Regions from separate parts of the Homo sapiens genome. Here region 2 is linked to region 1. The links are chromatin loops, found by intact Hi-C in ENCODE. Cell type or tissue: PC-3. All regions are shown on one strand. Links, peaks and the distances in the headings refer to the core of each region. The heading gives the core; the rest is flanking DNA.

Evidence for each region. A loop is a pair of places that touch in the nucleus more often than their neighbours do. Peaks named below come from ENCODE experiments on the same cell type or tissue, not always from the same donor. Only the 100,000 strongest peaks of a DNase experiment are listed, where the experiment ranks them.
Region 2: it touches region 1 in a loop (2.7-fold over the local background); 5 of 110 quality-filtered maps call a loop at or near these places.

The regions. Positions count from the first base shown.
Region 1 is chrX:150,573,786-150,579,041 of GRCh38, forward strand. All of the region lies in intron 1 of MTM1 (myotubularin 1), which reads left to right. Among named protein-coding and RNA genes, the nearest start is that of MTM1, 7.8 kb to the left of the region's middle. RefSeq lists enhancers at 258-307, 1,327-1,426. In PC-3, for the core only: no CTCF peak of the experiment used is centred there; a DNase peak (open chromatin) is centred at 1,806; H3K4me3 peaks cover 897 bases; H3K27ac peaks cover 2,122 bases.
Region 2 is chrX:150,641,565-150,645,564 of GRCh38, forward strand. The region is part of intron 8 of MTM1 (myotubularin 1); the gene reads left to right. Among named protein-coding and RNA genes, the nearest start is that of MTMR1, 50 kb to the right of the region's middle. In PC-3, for the core only: CTCF peaks have their summits at 1,929 (motif pointing left) and 2,129; no DNase peak of the experiment used is centred there.

The DNA.
Region 1 (5,256 bases), core at 1-4,000:
AGGCCTGGAATTGGCCCAAGCTCTTTTACTGAAATAAGAAATGTACCTGCCTGCACAGCAGTGACCCTTGGCCATGACATGAAATATACCTGCGTGTCAGTACTGTTTGTGGATAACAGTAAGAAGGAAAGTTTGCACTTGGTTTCAGTGAGACCCCAGGAGGGCGCTGCGGTTAACACGGGTTATGTGACTAGGAGGATATGAGAAACCCCAGCCAGTATTCCATTTTGAGTTTCCTGGTTCTGAGGTGTTCCTTGCCCATGTCAGTGGTTCTGGATCTGGGAGAGAAAGCACAGGTCCCTACTGCCCTAACAAAGGGAGGACTGACCGTTGGTGCTGGCCCCCACCTCTTTGAATCCCTTGCTTGGAGAGAGAACTGATTTTTTCAAAGTTGAAGCTGAGTCTAACTCTGCTGGACATGTCCTTCCTTCACTATATCAACTCTAATAATCTCCCCAGAGATTCCCATTACGCCTATGGCATGAAACAGGTTTTTCTTATTGATGGGGATTGCCCTTGCTCCCCGGGAGCTGGTGAAACAGGCAGAATTTCAAGCCCCATCCTCACCCACTGAGACCCACCACCGACTCCTTAAGCTGAATGTGAATTTTAATGAGGCCCCCGGGTGATTTTGCAGTAAATTAAAGTTCGGAAATAGTCTAATAGTACCAGCTCATATCCTGGCTTCCCAGTCCTTTAAGATAGCGCTAGCCAATAGAGAATGTGTAATTTAAAATTTTCTAGTAGCCACATTGAACAAGTAAAGAAACAGGTGAAATCAATTTTAATATATTTAACACAGCATGTGCGAAATATTTCAATGTGTCATCGACATAATAATGACACGTTTTTCCTTTTTTGGTACTAAATTGTCAATCAGGTGTATATTTTACATTATAGCCCATCTCAGTTTGGATTAGCCACAGTTCAAGTGTTCAGGAGCTACAGCTGTGGAGAGATACATTTGGTCTTGATTTGCTGAGGATTTCATCAGATTCACTGTCAATGCTTAAATAGCCGCCTCAGTCATAATTTACATTAATATTAGGTGTAATCTTTGCCAAGTCCTTAGCCCAGTGCTTTTACATCAGGTCTCATATGAATCCTCACAGCATCGCTTTGAGGTAAAAACTGTTAAGATCCCCACTGAGTTTCAGAGAGGTTAGGTCTAAGCTGAAGCGTTTAGGAAGCAGTAATATCAGGATTTGAACCCAGGCAAGTCTGACTTCTGGGTTTGCAGCCTCCGCTGCAACTTCCTGCAGCTCTCATGACTACAGGGTTTTTTCTCGGTTTCAGTTTTTAGTTTTGTAAGCCATATTAAAAAGGCACCATTGGTATATGTATGAAATGCAATCTTCTTTCTTGAGGGGAACTTCAAAGAACTCGAGGAATGCCTCTTTCTTCTCTGGCTTTTCAGAGCTGGTGCAGAGTCCCTAAACAGAAGTTTCCTCATAGAGGGAATACCACGGACCAGGAGATTGCCTTTCCTGCTGCTCATTAGAATCACTTGGGGAGTTTTACATACTTGCTGCCCTGGGCATCGCCCACAGATATTCGAACTTAATTGATCTGGGCTGAGACTCTTGACATCTGCATTTTTAAAAAGTGGTCCCAGCGTGCAGCACTACCAGGAGCGCTTCTCCAACTTCATTGCCTTATGAATCACCTGGACTTCGAGTTGAAACACAGATTCTGACTCAGTGGTTCCGGGATGGGCCCGGAGAGCTTTTTCTTCTCATTTCCATCAAGCTCCCAGGTGATGCCAACAGTGTTGCTCTGTGGCTCCCACTCAGAGCAGCAAGCCACATCATAATCACCTGAGGGGTTTTTGCAAAACTACAAATTCCTGGCATCATGCCTGGAGTTTCTGATTCAGTAGGTCTGGGGTGGGGCCCAAGATCTTTACTTGAGAAGGCTCTTGCTTTCAATGTTTCACCATAAAGTATTGTGTTTACTCTAGGTTTTGTGTAGGGGCACTTCTAGTGTACATTTTTTTCGGTCATAAGTGGATGTTGAGTTTTATCAAGCCCCTTTTCTTCCTTTATGGAGATAGGTTTTTGGTTTGTGTTTTTGTAGAGAGGGCTTCTTACTGTGTTACCCAGGCTGGTCTCAAACTCCTGTCCTCAAGCAATTCTCCTGCCTCAGTCTCCCAAAGTGCTTAGGATTACAGGCGTGAGGGAGAACCTGTGTTTTCCCTCCTTGAACTTGTTAATGTGGTAGGCTATTTTAAGGGATTTTCTAGTATAACTTTGTAGCATTAACTAAGTTTGTATTGCTGGGATAAACTCAACAGGGTCATGTTCTTTCTTACTGCTGGGTTTGATTGCTAATACTTTCTTTAGGATTTTTACATCTTATATACATAAGATTTGGTATTAGTTTTCCTGTGCTGTCTTGGTCTAGTTTAGTATCATGCTTATGCTAGCCTTATAAAGTGAGTTGAGATATTCCCTTTTTCTGTTCTCTGGAAGTTTGTATAAGATTGGAGTTACTGGTTCCTTGAATGTTGCTAGAACTTGCACATGGAGCTGCCTGGGGCCTGGAAGATTATAAACTACCAGCAAATGTCTGCCAAATCTATAGCTGTGTCTGTCTTTTCATTCCTGCATCCTACTATTGTTTGTTTGTGCCCTCCTTTTTTCTTTATTAGTCTAACCAGAGGTTTGTCAGTTGTGGTTATGGCACCAACTTGATAATATAATTATGTTCATTTGTTTCCCTTTTAGGGCTTTTCCCCTGCTTTTTTGATTAATTTTTAACGAGTAAAAACTTTATATGATTTTGAAGTCACATTTATTTCAAGGTATATTCAGAAAAGTCTTGCTTTCACCCCATCTCTGACCAGGTATTCTGTTTCTTTCCCCCCCGTAGATGATCAATCTTATTAGTTTGTTCTTCTAAGTATCTTTTGCAAATTTGAGCAAGCACGTACATGTATTTTCCCCTTTTCTTGCACAAAAACATATTTCATACACTATTCAGCCTCTTGCCCTTTTCACTTAAAGAATATACCAGGAATCATTCTTCATTTTCTCCTCCTTTCTTTAGATTTATTCTGCTGTTTGGATGTTTCAAAACATAGTATTTTCATGATTATTTAGTTGTGATATTTTCTATTATGATTATTTCATTCACCTGCGAGCTGTTTAGAAGTATATTTTTACTTACAAATGTATTTTCTGGGTATTTTCAAAACTGATTTACAACTTAACTGCATTATGGTGAAAGAATATGATGTGAACACTCGTAGTTCTTTGAAATTTGTCAAGGATAGGCTTATGTGGTATTTTTGTGGCTGGCTTCTTTCACTTAGCATACTGCTTTTTATATTCATTTTTGTGTTGTTGCATGTATCAGCAGTTCCTGACTTTCTGTTGCTGAGTAGTATTCCATAGTATGGTTATAATGTAATTTATTCATTCAGTAGTTGATCATTTGAGTTGATTCAGTTTTTGGCCATTTTGAAAAAAAGCTGCCATGAACATTCACATACAAGTCTTTGTGTGGACTCATGCTTTTATTTGCTTCGTGTAAATACTTAGGTGTGGCATTGCTGGGCCATATGTTTAGTGTATGTTTAACTTTACAAGGAACTGTCAAACTGTTTTCCAAAGTGGCCATGCCATTGTGCCATTTTGCATTCCTACTGGCTTTAATTGTCTGCCTTTAAAATGTTAGCCATTTGACTGGGTGTATAATGGTATCTCATTGTATTTTTAACTTACAAATTCCTAGTGACTAGTAATAGTGAGCATGTCTTTATGTGCTTGTTGGCCATTAAGTTTATCTTCTTTGGTGAAGGATTTGCTGAAATCTTTTGCCCATTTCTTATTAAATTGGATTGTCTGTCTGAAGTTGTGAGGGTTCTTTTTATATTCTGGATACAAGTACTTCATCAGATATGTGATTTGCAAGCATGTTCTCTCAAACTGTGGTTTGTCTTTCATTTTCTTAACTGTGCCTGTGCAAGAGCAAGGAGTTTTGATTTTGATGAAGTCCTATTTACTTTTTCCCCTGTTATGGTTTGAGTTTTTGTGTTTTAAGAAATCTTTACTTAACCTAAGTTCACAAAAATTTTCCCCTGTGTTCCTTCCAGAACTTTTTTAGTCCTGCTCTTATGTTTAGATCTGTTTTGGCAGACAGATCTTTCCAACCCCTGGTGTTTATACCTGTGTGATCCCCTTCCCTTGAGTGTGAGCAGGACCTGTGACTTGCTTCTAGAATATAGACTAGAATATGGAAAAAGTGTAGGGATTCTACAGATATAATTAAGGTCACAACCAGTAGATTTTGAATTAATCAAAAGAGAAGTTATCCTGGGTAGGCCTGAATTAATCAGCACAAAACCCTTAAAAGAAGGTCTGGGTCCTCCCCGAGGTGAGATTCTCTTTGCTGACTTGTTGATGTGAGCAGCCACATTGAGGAAGGCCACATAGAAAGGAACTGCAGGTGGTCTCTAGGAACTAAAAGCTGCTTAGCAAAAAGCCAGGGCCTTCAACCATGCAGCCTAAAGGAAATGAGTTCTGCCAACACTCTGAATGAGCTTGGAAGCAGATTTTCCCCAGTTGAGCCTCCAGATGAGAATGCAGCCTGGCCATTACCTTGATTGCAACTTTGTGAGACCCTGAGCAGAGGACCCAGCTAAGCTGTGCCTGGACACCTGACCCACAGAAACTGTGAGATGATAAATGTGTGCTGTTTATGGCTGCTAAGTTTGTTATTCAGCAATATAAAACTAGTATGTCTATGTTCCATTTCAAGTTAATTTTGTATATTTTGTGAAGTAAGGGTAAAGATTCATTTATTTTTCCATATGGACATCAAACTGTTCCAGCATCATTTGTGGGAAAAGGCCCACACATTTTGGTAATTTTGTTGAAAATCAATTGACCATTGCTAGGACCTCAAAAAGAAGGGCCTAATTATAGTCTCTGTTCTGTTCCATTGATCTGTATGTCTATCCTTATACCAGTACTGCAGTGTCTTGATTACTGAGGCATTATAATAAGTCTGGGGATCAGGTAGTGGAAGTACTGCAACTTTTTTTTTTTTTTCTTTTCAAGATTGTTTTGAATATTCTTGGTCGCTTGCCTTTCCATACAAATTTTGGAATCATCTTGTCCAAGCCTGTTGGGATTTTGATAGGGATTTCATTGACTTTGTAGATCAATATTGACATCATGACAATTAGGAGTCTTTGATCCGTGAGCATGCGATATGTATCTATATATCTCTATCTATCTATCTATCTATCTA
Region 2 (4,000 bases), core at 1-4,000, 68 kb after region 1:
ACTGGAGAAGAAGTGTGCCGTCACCTGCCTTCTAGGAGCTTGCAACTAAGGATCAAGAATGAACGCAAGTAAAGAGCTCTCTACGAGAGAGGGGCTGCAAGTAATGGGAACCAAGTGCTGTGTGGAAGGAAGCAAGGAAAGACAGGCTCTTTGTGGCTTTTGTCTTTGTGGCACAGTACATGATACTATATGATAGGCTCTTGATAAATGTCAGATAAATCATGCTGGAAAGAACACACTGTCTTGTTATAAAATGTGTCAGCACAGACTTTGACATACACTCACCACGAGCTCACCCCCATCACCTTTGCAGGCTGCCCCAATACCATTGTCTAACTGGAGTCAAGTATAGATTATTCCAGACACTATCCATACGGTATCACTGCACCTAGTTCACAAAGCTCTCTTTTGGTCCTTAAATATTAATGGACATGTGATACTATCTAACATTGACAAAAATTGACTAAAAATTTAGGTATTCTCCCCTGCTAATTTTCAGGGTCTGTCATAAGTACCTTGGGGTTTTTTTTTTCCCCTAATAAGTAAATGTTTAAAAACAAAGGTTGAAGAAATTAAGACTTAATGTCACCTTGCCTTTTTCAAGTCTAGACATTTTTTTTCCTTAAAAGGATATTTGTGCAAAACTTTTGTATTGTCAGCCTAATATGAATTGTAATTTTTTTTAATTCACTTGTTATACACTTCTAGCCATAAAACCGCAGAAGTGATGCTGTGTTCTCAGTGCACCACCTTAGGAGACATGCTGTTGATTTGTCCCGTTATTAGTGATGTTAACTGTGATTATTCTGCTAAGGCAGTGTCTGTCATGTTTTTCCACTATAGCACTACTATTTTACCCATTAAAATTAATAAATGCTTTATGTAATGATTTTTTTAATTCACTTGCTTCTCCAGTTAGTAGTGTCTGTTCATATCTTCGCGATATAAATTGTACTTGAAAGTATGTTCTTTAGCTCATGTTGTTAGAACATGATGCTAATGAAGCTAGGGTTACAAGTTCAGTCTTCCTGTGCTCTGTTTGGACATGCTCTTCTGTACCATAGCCACAGACTACACCCCTACCCTGGCTGGCTGTCTGTCTTGCTAATGCATGCCTTGCTCACAAGGACAACTGGGCTAGGGTAGCCTGGCTCAGTTTTGTTCATGTATTCATTCAGTTCATATTTATTGAGCATCTACCGTGTCATTTGTGTATGTGGGTGAATTCTATGGGATTTGAAACAGAGAAAATTGAACAACTGTGCCCTTTCTACCATGCTTGGTTGCCATCTTGATCCAGTAGTCCCCATTATTCTGAATGAATGAGTGTCTACTGTAGAGCAGATAGAATTTCTTAACTTTTTATTTAGTCATGTTATTGATCCTTCTTACTTTATCATGGCCACCAATTTGTATTTATTTTTTCTAAAATGGCTTTTATAGGGAAGACTAAGTTCCCCATCACCTCTACATATTTATAGATTTACTATTAGGTACTATTAAGCGTGGTAATATGTTCTTTGCAGTATGCTTTCTAACCACCCGGCTGTTGGCTAAGTCTCAGAGCTTTGCTTCCACCCAGAAAACATATGTGCCTTTAATGTGAAATCATTAATATCTGATAGTTGGTTCTTTTTATAAAACCTCATGTAAAAATACAAAAGGAAGTGACATGAAAGAGATCTTATTTTGCATGTAAATAAGATATAAACTATAATAAAATATTGCTGGGTAGAGAAATAATCAATGTGCATTAAATGTTTCCATTAATGGATATGTATTCTCTTATTCTCAAACAGATTTCTCTTAATTTTATGAGTCTTTAATGTATGAGTAATGCACGTTCATTTTAAGCATTATAAAAAATACTGATAAGCAAAAAGGAGTCTGCCACCTAGTGAGAACCAGTGTTAACACTGTTGGTATATATCCTTTCAGACTTCCTTCTAAGCATATATCTACACACACACACACATATGTATATATATTTGAAAAAAGTGAAATTATTCTATAATTTGTGTCTCAGTCTATAGAAATTATTCTATAATTTGTGTCTTTATCTAGCAATATCTTGTAAACAACTTCCCATGTTGCTAAATATGATCCGCTCATATGCCAGTGTGTAGATGTACCATGATTTAATCAGTTTTCCATTGTGAGACATTCAGCTTCTGCTTAATCTTTTGCTATTGTAAGTAATGCTGTAATAAACATCTTTCAGTGGTTAGATATTTGTGTACTTAATTATCTATGGCTTCTAGATATGAATTTTAATAAGAATAATACAGTGCCATATACTGTAAAAGCACTCATGGTAGTTGACACTGTGAAATGAACATTATTTGTACCTGTTTAGCTCTGTAATAAGCATCCTTTTCAAAAAGTAGTAAGAATCCCCCCTCCTGCAAAGAAATTAAGAGGAGAAACAACTCAGAGGAGTAGCATTTCCTAACATGGCACCACAAAGAGAATAGGGGTCGGGAGGCCATTGCCTATGGCCCGACTGAAATTTACAACTTGATGAGGGTCTTTCTCAATAATAAATAATTTTTATTTTTAATAATTTCTCAAATTATTAAAATAATAAAAAATATTAAAAAATATTTTAATAATTTCTCAAATAATAAATCTTTTAAATGTGTAGCAAATTGCTCCTTTAAAGTGGTCTCATGTCTCTTGTCTCTCTTGATACCAGGGCCATAGAGGGAAAGGAAGGCAGATCTCATATGTGCTGTGCATTATAGATTGGAAGGTGGAGGTTTAGGTCCCACTGGTACCTTCTCCAAGGCTCCCAGTTCTGAGCCTTTGGACTCTTATTAGGCAGGGGCTACAATGGTGTTTTTAATTGATCTCTAGCATGGTGCAAGGACCATATTTGTTCTGAGAATGAATAAATATTACTGTATAATCTTTTCTCAATAACCTGTTGTCATTATAAACACTCATTTTTATAAACATCAATGTTTGTCATTTGCCATCATGGGGTAGGTAACTTCAGAGACATCAGGGAATTTGGTGTTATGTTGAGTGAGCCCACATGATTAAGCTTCTTTCGTTCTTTGTATCTGCATTTTGTAGTTTTTGCTAACTGACTTTCCTGGCTGCTGGGCCTGCCTCTATAAGCTAACACGAGCCAGTGTTTATTGCAGACTTTCTGGGCATTCTTCTTCAGGCCACCGAGCAACCCTATGAGATTATATTATTCTCCCCATTTTATGGAAGAGGAAAGGGAAGCCAGAGAAGCTGCGAGTGAAATGCCTGAGGTTAGAACCACGGCAGAGATGGCACTAGACCCCAAAGTCCACATTGTCGCCCACTGTGCTGCAGTTCTCCAGCTTCCCATTTTTAATAGCTTTATTGAGATCTACTTCACATACCAAACAATTTCCCATCTCAAGTGTACAATTCTGTCGTTTTTGGTATATTACATTATTAGCTACCTTTTACGTGTATTACTTTTCACATGCTATGAGCTTGGCAACCAGGGAGCAAATGTGCTAGACTTGTGTATAAAGTTAGAGAAGATAGGTTCTGAATCAGGGCTTGATGAGGTCTCCTAGGCATTGGATGTCCACACTGCACTGTGGAGACGAGCAGATCTATGCTCTTTGGGCTGTCCTGAGATCAGTTTTGCTCTGCTCAGGTTTTCTTCCTTCCTGTGTTAGATTCTAGAATTGAGACTGTTGGGAAAATGATCTGTAGACAGAGTTGGTATTATGAGAAACATATTGTACCAGAGACAATTTCCTTTACCTCTCACTTTTTGCCAAAGCTGCTTCTATATGATAACAAATCCAGTGCAAGCTACATAATTAAAATAGGATCAAGCTTTCAATTTCCTTTAAGTGATATAACTATTTTTAGGTAAGCAATTAATTTATATTGGATGTGGTGCTAATTAAGAAAAGACTGGTAATTGTACTTGTTTCTGAGTTATATTATTAAATGCATGTCTCTGGGCACACACACGCAGTGAGATTGCAAGTGAACAAGTATTCTA